Regions from separate parts of the Homo sapiens genome. Here region 1 is linked to region 2. The links are chromatin loops, found by intact Hi-C in ENCODE. Cell type or tissue: PC-3. All regions are shown on one strand. Each heading gives the region's core, and the rest is flanking DNA. Links, peaks and the distances in the headings are about the cores only.

Region 1 (5,392 bases), core at 56-5,055, 55 kb before region 2:
GCAGCTGCCAAGAATTGTGGTTTCTTGGTAGCATCCCAGTGACGCTGAGTCAAGGTCACAAAACCAGCATTGCAGAGTTTTCATGATCTGGAACTGTATCCTGCTTTTACTTATTGAGAAAGTTGCTCTCTTAGTTCGTTTGAGGACCTGTCATGGCACCATTTTAAGTTTGGAAAATAACTTGGGCGATTCAAAGTCCATTATACTGTTTGTGGGCTCCCCCTATACGAGCCATCCCACAGAGATGGGAATCTTATCTACTTAAAAAAAATCCAAAGAAAGTATTTCTTAATTCTTCTCAGTGACCTGTTTTCAAAGTTTGATAGTCTCTTCGAAAGTTTCATTGTCATAACAACATAACTCTTCCCTAATTTAGTTTTATCACCTTGCACTGTTTTTTATGGAAGTGAGGAACATTGGATTTTCATATAAACTGCAGTGCTGAAGATACCAGTGCATTGCACCATAAAAGCAAACCAAACAACACCATCACACAAACAATTCAAGATAAATTAAGTTAGGAAAATGGGGTTTCACAGTGTGACTCAAATTAGGCTTGCCAGTTAGCTTTGGCCTCCAAATGGAAGTCTAACATTTTGGTGTGTGGTTTATATTTTCAACATCCTTAGTGAATTCTGTCTTGAAAAGCCAGATACCATTAATATAATGGAGGAACTGGTTTATTTTATATTGATATAATATATAAAGCTTTTAAAAATGTTTCATGATAGTTACCTTTTCCCTCTGGGATTATGAGGAAGAGGGACAAATATCTATCTCTTGAAAGTTACAGTAGAATCATTAGTAGATGTGTTCATATACATTAAATAACGAGGAACATTTTGTAAAAAGTTACTTTGCTCTTCTTTCTAGAAAGGAATGATATAACATTCCTATATTTCCAGGTGAAGAAAGCAAAGTGACTTTTTTTGGTATACACCTGACTGTAAAAGCTACCCTGTAGGTAATTCGGCTATGCCCTACACTTATTTTTCTCCCTGATGTTAAATGAATTAACAATTGGTAACATTCCTAAAATTAGATTTGAAAAGAAAAAGTCAAGATATTTGGATTCTTTAAACAATTCTATGTACTATTTGTACTCTTATTCTTGGGAAGAATATTTGAAATAAGGTGAGAAAAGGACATCATGAAATGCAGGCATAATACTCTTTGTAACTTCCAGAAACATGTACACCACAATGAAGACAGGATGCTCTGTGATTAATCTATTTAAACACTGTATGCTTCCAGGGATCTCCTACCCAGGAAACAAAGCCCACAGGAAGACCATCACATAGGAATGGTAAGACATCTCAGGCACTTGGGTGACTAGCTGTGTCTAATTTTACCTTCTGCCATTCTAGAATTACTCAAACTTAATTTCAAAATACTCTTTTTTGTTCCCGTAATTATTGTGTTTCTTGTCTTTTTAAAGTAATTAAATTTTAAAAAGACTAAAAAAATTAAAGGCCATGAATATGTTTAAAATTTGGAATCCTTTTGTTTTTATGCCAAAGTTCTCATCAGATTATTTTCTGATGTAGATTATTTTTCATTGAGTACCTGAAAATAGCACATCCTTTGGACAGGAACAAGCTGAAAATTTGCCCAAGTGGCAACCTGTAGGCAGCCAAATACCAGGTCTCTGCTGTCAAGTACATTTTTGTTGCCTTCATTCCACTAGCTACCATAGATTCTGTCTGGGCTAGAGTAGAGAACTTAGCTACTTAAGGCTTTCAAGTTTCCTTACTGAGGAGTGAGTAGTAGCCCACTCAAAGTGAAGCTCTAAAAGAGTTCAGAAATTTTGAGTCATTCTATCACTCAGCAGCAGGTGTTGGAATGAATGAAGACCAGTTGACCTAGTGGTTAGTTTCTTGATAGCTTGGGGGGTTTCAAAAAGATTTAAAGAAATGATTGTTGAGTACAGGGGCAGTTGTTTGCTTTAGTAGAAATCTTATTGTAACTTGCATAATGTCAAAGGAAAATGAAATGTTTTAAGGCTTTGTGGGGAAAAATTTAAAATTTGTGGCTTTGGAGGAGTCAGTGGTGTTTAAACTAATTTAGTGGTTAAAGTGATCATTTTTTAGAATTTGAGAAAAGGGCAATCTTTTCTGACTTTTTTTTCCTGGAGGGTCAGAATTTTGTTTTTCTTTCCCTGTTTATTACATTTTAGTTTTATGTTACAATTTACACTGCATGCATGGTATCTTGCTCAACAGCATTGCTGTTCTTTATCACCATGAGTTTGATGATGAGAGGTAGGTGGGAAAAGAGGTTGGTGTGATTTGGTTCACTAGTTGTGATAGGTTAAGTAGTACTTTTTGTTAAATAATGGAGTTTAATTTAACTATAATATTTCAGCATATTTGTCCAAATGAAATCCAGTATGTCATTGTTTTCATTTAATGGCCCATATTGATGTGCTTTTTCCATTAAGGGACTTGGTAAAACAGGGAAATATCAGAGAAAGAACGGCCCATAATGTCGATGTTTTTGTTTTGATTTAGTTACATCTGCTGATTTTTAGAAACCCAATCCTTTTTTGGTATTAAATATGATTTTTAAAAAATTCGTTTATGTCTCCCATATTCCAAAAAGACTGTGAATTATTCAGTAGCATCACTTATTGACATAAGGTATATGGGTTTCAGAATGAGAAGCATTAAAATAGTATTTTTGTTTTAATTACATATAAAATAAAGTACAGACTATGACACACTTTTGCTAAAGAAAATTGTAAGCCTCCACGTTAAGTCATGGAATTCAGCTATACATGGCTATTTGTTCTCTTTGTTTAAGAAGTAATTATTGTCTGTCTACTATTTTTATGTCAAGAACTATGAGCCTGAGATTTTACCCTACTTGCAAGCTAACTAGTCTGGTACAGTTTTATAGGTGTTGGCAGAGAGGAGACTGTTGAGTCAGGGACAAAAGACTTTATTACTCACAGCTTCATGTTTGCATTGGTTGCTTTTTCCCCTAAGCCCCGTGGGGTGATATGGAAGGACCCAGATAGATGCTATGTGCATAGTGGGTGTGTGTCATGGCTGAAGAACTCCAAGCTCAATAAATCCCCAGTCTTATAAAAAGGGTACTAGTAAATCTCTCCAATGTTTATACTGGAAAAAATTACCTTTCTTATTCCAGTCAGGAAACAAATTTGCCCTTATCCCAGGAGAGAGACACTGTCTCCCAAGGCTGTAGGGGATGTATCTCAACATCTTTGGGAAAATAGGTGGAAATAAGATGCACAGAACACTCCATGAGTATCTTCCAATACTTTACAGTTTAAAAAAATAAAATAAAATGTAAAATCTTAATGCATGTATCAATTAATTTACTTCTCATAAGGTGAAAGCCTTTTGGTGACTATCAAGATGAATCATGGCACATTTTGTTACTCTGGCAATAGCTAATGATGTTACACACTTGAGCATCTTTGATTTAAAGGTAGTTTACCATGAATGCATTATGCAAATATCATTCTACATTGCTTACAATTTTTATGTTTTTTTTAAAATTAATATTATCCCCTTACCCAAAACCCCAATGTAATAGCTGTAATTATCATAAGAAACATTTACTGGTGACTGCCAGAAAATTTTAATGTGTTTTGTTTGGCACATTAAACAAATGTGCTAAGCATGTAAAGAAAATTGCATAAACCTAGTACCTAAATTTTTAGAGGAATTTAATATAGTTTTTAAATTTAATGATTCAGTTACTTGGAAAAGCAAATAAATAAGTGTTTCAGTAAGTCATGTTATAGAATGAAGGATATTACTTATGGCATCCAAAGAAAGCCTGAATAAAATATGAAATAAGAAAGTACAGTCTTTCCCTTCATATTAGAGGGACACTTTTACTTTTCAGTGGGAAGACAAAAATAAGCTCAAGACAATAAAGAGGAAAATAATATTAAAAAAATAACATGCTCCTGTCCTCTCATCTACTGATGTTACTGTCAGTCATGATCAGCTTGACTTCAGATGAAAAGACAACAAATACATGAACTGATTATCCCAGAAAGTAATGTTGGAAGAACACGGTTTATCCCAGAAGTGACTGGTAGAGTAACAGCAATAAAAGCTTATCCAGGGATTCCAATTTTTTTTTTTTTGTTCTGAATAGAATGTGGATATCTCTTACTTTAATATAACTTTGTCAGCATTTAATAAAAAAAAAATACTGATTGAGTCACATGATACTCACTGGTATGAGAGCAAAAAATGTAAAAGGATGGTCAAAGTCAAGGACATAGATTAATCCACTCACCCTCCATTGTCAAAGCCACCAAGTAGGCTTCAGTTTTTTGGAAACTGTAAGTACTAATCTGTGTGACTCACTTTGAAATTCTTGCAAACATTCCCTGGGAGTCCCTTTTTTTTAAAGAATAGGAGCTTACACTGAATAAAAAGATATCTGATTGATAACCTCATGAAAATCCTCTAGGCTGAAAGCCACAGAATCTTTGTGTACATGATTTTTTTCTGAACCTTAAATGTAACCAGATGTATTTTCTTTTGATACTCTCCTACTCAACTGATTTAAATGAATGATTTGTCTTCTAATGGGAAATCTGTGTTTCATCATAGAAATGGATTACATGTCTTAAATTTAATTACTCCCTAGAGAAGCAATGCCTCTTTTGTTTTATATTCTTTAAATGTACTAAAGACTTATATAACAATTTTATTATAGGCATGAAATATTAGAGCTTTTTAGATGAATGGATGGAGAAACTTGAAAAATATAACCACCATTATCATGTGAGTGAGTAAAGTATAATAAAAATCCTCATAGACAACATTATTAACCTCCTATTTTACAATTAGTTGCCTGTAAAGCTAAAATAAAATAAAAGGAAAACACTTTCAATTTTTTTTTTTGAGACGGAATTTCACTCTTGTTGCCAAGGCTAGAGTGCAATAGCACGATCTCGGCTCACTGCAACCTCCACCTCCTGGGTTCAAGTGATTCTCCTGCCTCAGCCTCCCGAGTAGTTGGGATTACAGGCATGCACCACCATGCCCGGCTAATTTTTGTATTTTTAGTAGAGATGGGGTTTCACCATGTTGGTCAGGCTGGTCTCGAATTCCTGACCTCAGGTAATCCATCCGCCTCGGCCTCCCAAAGTGCTGGGATTACAGGTGTGAGCCACCATGCCTGGCCAACACTTTCAATTTTAAATGGACTCTATAGTTCATGGCCAAAGAATAAAAAGCAAATATAAGCCATGAAATTGTGTGTGTGTTTAGTAGCTTTCTCGATTTGCTTTTAAATTGTTTTTTGGCAATACTTAATCTATTTCAAAAACATTTTGATTCTGAAATAGAAGCATTACCATGGAAACACTGATAGTAAAAGAATAGAGCTATGTCAAACCTGA
Region 2 (5,392 bases), core at 247-5,246:
TGTCCTTTGTTACTGATGCCACAAATTGCATCTTTTTATATTTTATATCTGTTAACATATTTTTAAAGTTACAGTTTTTAAAAATGCTTTTGTCTTTTAACTTTTACACCAGAATTAAAAGTCATTTATGCACACTGTTACAGTATTATAATATTGTGTGTCTGTCTATATATTTACTTTTATCTGAAAAATTTATACTATCTTATGCTTTTATGTTGCTGATTAGTATACTTCTGTTTGATCTTGAAGGACTCCTTGAGAATTTCTTATAAGGCAGGTCTGATGGTGATGAACTTTCTCAGCTTGTGTTTATCTAGAAAAGTCTTTATTTCTCCTTCATTTTTGAAGAACAGTTCTGCCAGACATAGCATTCTTGTTTGGCAGGTTTTTTCTTTCCTTTCAGCACTTTGAATATGTCATCCCACTCCTGGCCTGCAATGGTGCTATTGAGAAATCTGCTGATAGTCTTATCAAGGTTCCCTTGTACATAACAAGTCTCTTTTTTCTTGCTGCTTTCAAAATGTGATCTTTGCCTTTAACTTTTGACGATTAGATTACAATGTGTCTCAGTGTGGATTTCTTTGGGTTTAACTTAGCATATATTAGGCTTCTTGAATTCGAGTATCCATATCCTTTCCCAGATTTGGGAAGTTGTTGGCCTCATCTCTTTAAATAAGCTTTTTGTCCCCTTTTCACCCTCTTCTTTTTTTTTTTTCTGGAACTCGCAAAATGCATATATTGGTATGCTTGATGGTGTTGCTTAAATCTCTTAGGCTTTCTTCACTCTTTCTCTTCCTTTTTCTTTTTGTTTCTCTAACTGGATAATTTCAAATGACCAATTATTGAGTTTGCTGATTCTTTTCCCTCTGCTTGTTAAAGTCTGCTATTAATCATCTTTAGTAAATTTTTTCAGTCATTGTATACTTCAGCTAAAGTATATCATACTTATTACCTATATAGCTGACTATGTAATGCTAATGATTATTCTTAAGAAAATATTCTTTATAAGTATGATTAATATATAATTATAGATGAGATAATATGTCCGTCTGAAGAACTTTCATGAATAGATGGGACCCAGGTTAAGTTTTTTCCAGAGAGACAGACTAATGATATTTGAGCTATAGAAATATAAGCTGCTTGAACTGGAAAGAAAATCAAGAACAGAAAATACTTTTTACCCCTTAAATGCTAAGAATGCAAGAAAAGAATTTTAGTGTTCATTTTTGAATTAAATAAATTAAAAGCATTATCCAAAGTTGTATGACTAGTTAATAGGAAATCCTGGATGAGAATGATAAATCCTGTTCCATTGTTTTTCTTTTCCATAGGTGTTATATTGTCTCATATTGCTATTGTCTCAATTTTTTGCTAAAGACAATACATTAACAAATATTTATATTTTTGTTTTACTTTTATCCCTTATTTTTTAGAGAAAAAAGCATATTAAGATCTCACTCTTAAATGTGTAAAATACTTCTACATTTTCTCAGAAAATGTATTCATATACATTTATATACTATACATTTGTATACATATGTAGATTTTATAATTCTAATGATAGAATACTATATTGTCTAGTATTTCTCCCTTGATTTTTCTTTTATTGTTTGAATAGTCCATGATTAACCAACTTTTATTGCTTTTGCTTTATAGAATCTGTCTGTCCAACACGAATTCCAGTGGCAGCTCGTGATGAAAGGGGATTTGATATTCTTTTAGGTTTAGATGTAAATAAAAAGGTTAAGAAAAGAATACAGCTTTCACCAAAAAAGATAAAAGGATATGAAGTAACATCAAAAGTTGATTTATCAGAACTCACAAGGTATGCATTATATGTTGACACAACTTTTTTGGGGGGATATGTCTGTGGACATGTCAAGAATTCTTTAAGCTTACACTTGCTCTTCTTTTTCTAGCAATGTTTTCCCAGAAGGTCTTCCTCCATCATATGTATTTGTGTCTACTCAAAGATTTAAAGTCAAGAAAATTTGGGATTTATGGAGAATATTAACTATTGATGGAAGGCCACAAATAGCAGTTACCTTAAATGGTGTGGACAAAATCTTATTATTTACAACAACCAGCGTAATTAATGGCTCACAAGTGGTTACCTTTGCTAACCCTCAAGTTAAGGTAAAGATGCCTGGGATAATACCATGATTATGATATTCATGGGGAAGCACTATTGGGTTTATGTGTGTTGGGGAAAAGAGGGCTATAATTTTAACATGATTGGAAATATTTTTACTTTAAATTTTAATGTTTCTGTGTTGAAGAAAACTAACAAAGAAAGGAAAATTGTTTCTTGATCAATATGGGGACAAATGCTGAGGGGGAACTGACATATTTTGAGTGCCTACTACTAGGTACCAGGCACATTTAATTATAATAGCCATCCAATAAAGAAACCATTGCTCCCATTTTGCAGACAAACTAATATTCAAGGATGTTAAGTTCTCCCTCAAAATAGAACAGCTAATAAGTGATGACATCAGGAATTAAATTTTGGTCTAGTTGACGTCAAAGTCCATATTGGTCTGTTTTACACTGCCATGTTCTACAGGATATTTACATGAAGACATATCTGTTAGAATATTAAATACCAGATACATAATAGGTATGAAATTTACCTTAATTTAGGAGGACATTTTATTTACCCTAATGGAATACATATTTAATAGAATATACAAACTTGAAAAAGTTTATTTTCAAAATCATGTTTTCAGAATCCAGATGCAATAATAAAAGTAATTAAGTTTTGCTCATTATTATGATAGTCTAAAGCCATATTACACAGTTTAGGAAATATATATGGTAATATATATAAAGTATGCAATTTCTTCATTTAGTAATTATATTACATTTAAAAAATTGTTATTTGCTGTCTTCATTAAAGCCAGTGTGCCAGATTCTGTAAGAAATGACAAATGAATAAGGCATGTTTCTTACCTTCAAAGAGCGTATTTACAATAGGATATTCAAGGCAACTGGTATGAAATAGAAGTACAAAGTGTTAGTGGAGTGTGGATGGGAAAATGTGTTCTAACATAAAATAAGAGGAAATCTGCATAAATGAAATAATTTTTGAACTGGACCTTGAAGGATGTATAGCATTTTGATGGAGATGAATATAAGGGCGCATTAAATAAATGATTCAGTATTGAGTCATCAGGTGTGTAATAAAATGCAGGGTTTTTATTTAGAGAATGCAAAGTGACTCTCCTGTGTTTACAGTATAAGATGCATGGAAGAAAAAGCTATCTAGGTGTAAGCCCAATTTATGAGGGGCCTGGAAAGCCATATAATGTGGTTTGGACTTTATTCAGTGAATGTTTCATCAAAAGGTCTTGACCATAGTGTGTCATGGTCAAGGCAATCTTCTCTACTTCTTTTTCTTCTTCTGTCCATAAATAATACTTTCAACTTTATCCTTAAATTAGGCCAGGTCCTGGGGATACAGAAATTAATAAGATGGAACATCTCCCCTAACAGAACTGTAGGGAGAGAGATTAATCCTAGTGGTGATCTGAAGGATGGCTTGGAAATGAAAGGGTGAGAGATCTAGATAGATTTGAAAATTATTGAAGTAAAACAAGAGTTCCATGAGCCTAAATTATGGTAGTGACAATGCAAATGAAGAAATGAATTTGAGTCAAGTTGAAGAAATATATTGGGTAGAACTCTGCATCTGGTTAGTTACTGCAACTCAAAGAAAGAAACTTATGTTTAGAGGATGCTATTACGTAGGGAAATGGGGTCAAGAAGAAAACTCTGGGGGGTAGTTCAAGTTTATTTTGTTGCATACGTTGTTGGGCTAATTGTGAAACATCCTGAAAAATTATTCTACCTAGTATTAGAATTATAGGACCCACACATAGGAGAGGTACAGGCTGTTAGTGTAGACATGGTAGTTATTATATACCAGTGATAATTGGCCTGGAGGAATGGATGAGTCAAAGAGGGGGTGAAAAATGTCCAGAATAGACCTATGAGTAATGCCCTCATTAAAGGGTAGGTTGAGGGAGAAGAACACTCAGAGACAGAGAGAGAGAATGAGCAACTAGGGAGGAAGAAATGAAAATGATCAAGATTGTTTGAATTCCAGAAGTTGAGTGAGATTATCAAGGAAGATTGATTAGTTATGGGGCCCAAAGTTGCAATGAAATAAATGAGATGAGGCAAGGAGGGAAGCCATTTGGATTCAGAGATTATTAAACTCATTTATGATTTTGAGGTAGTTGCTTTAGTAAGTTGTTTGACAGTTTCTTTGAAATATGTAATAGGAACTCAGATAAAGATTAATGAAAGAATTGGTGGATAGCATATGAGGTCCACCTTGGATCAGGGTGAATTAATGTATAATACAGTCAGTCTGTGTGGGATGAAGTTTCTCAGCAATGGTTAGGAACAAGGGAGTAAGAACAAAGAAAATAAAATATTGTTAGGGGCTTTATTTATGAATCTTCCACACTTTCTTTTTGTAGACGTTGTTTGATGAAGGCTGGCACCAAATTCGTCTCTTAGTAACAGAACAAGATGTGACTTTGTATATTGATGACCAACAAATTGAAAACAAGCCCTTACATCCAGTTTTAGGGATCTTGATCAATGGGCAAACCCAAATTGGAAAATATTCTGGAAAAGAAGAAACTGTTCAGGTAGATAAATAATGATTTACTCTTTGAATTATATAGAATGAAACTTTTGCTGTCCTTTGTAATAGTTTTCACCACATTTAATCATATTTAACATACTTATGAATTCCCTTAAGTTGTTCACCAAAATGTGGTCAGTTCATTAGTGAAATTATGCATATGTATATGTATTAAAATGCAGAATTGGACTTAATCTATTTCATAAGAATATTTAGAAAAATGTTCCCCTGGGTTCAGGATAGAATTCTACATTTCTAGGAAACATTAATTTCATGTTTCCCAAGAGAAACATAGTTTAAGTAATAAATTTGGAAAAGAAAATATAGTTTCATCTGTAAGTGGGGCTATAAAAATGTCTTTGCAGCTGCAAGGATAAAATTAGATTAATTCATGTCAGGGTTCTTCACAAACAAAACTGTTTCTTAAAAATAAAGCAATTGTGGTATGTTCAAATTATACCTACAGAAGTTTTGTTTTGACTTTTTGATACCTCCTTAAACTGGAGTATCTGTATTTGGATGGAGAAATGTGTCTGTAAATGCCATTTCTAGAAAAACCCTTTATTTGAAAAGGTATGTCCCTCCTGCACTGTTTCTATTAAAGGAAGAGTCTGTCATTTTCATATACGTGTTTACACATGTGGTCTCTATGAATTAATGCTACATGTCAAATTGTAGTAAATATTTAAACATTAACAGGTGCTGGGCCTACTAATCACACAACACTCCATGCCA

What was found. Hi-C counts contacts between places; a loop is a spot of excess contacts. Peaks named below come from ENCODE experiments on the same cell type or tissue, not always from the same donor. Only the 100,000 strongest peaks of a DNase experiment are listed, where the experiment ranks them.
Region 1: a loop joins it to region 2, with 2.5 times the contacts of the local background. A loop is called at or near these places in 1 of 110 quality-filtered maps.

What each region holds. Positions count from the first base shown.
Region 1 is chr6:56,221,774-56,227,165 of GRCh38, reverse strand. The region is part of intron 1 of COL21A1 (collagen type XXI alpha 1 chain); the gene reads left to right. Among named protein-coding and RNA genes, the nearest start is that of COL21A1, 23 kb to the left of the region's middle. In PC-3, for the core only: no CTCF peak of the experiment used is centred there; a DNase peak (open chromatin) is centred at 2,975; H3K27ac peaks cover 2,671 bases.
Region 2 is chr6:56,167,393-56,172,784 of GRCh38, reverse strand. It overlaps COL21A1 (collagen type XXI alpha 1 chain), which reads left to right. Exons shown (of 30, transcript NM_030820.4): 4 at 1,657-1,825; 5 at 1,920-2,136; 6 at 4,488-4,661. Among named protein-coding and RNA genes, the nearest start is that of COL21A1, 77 kb to the left of the region's middle. In PC-3, for the core only: no CTCF peak of the experiment used is centred there; a DNase peak (open chromatin) is centred at 3,234; H3K27ac peaks cover 635 bases.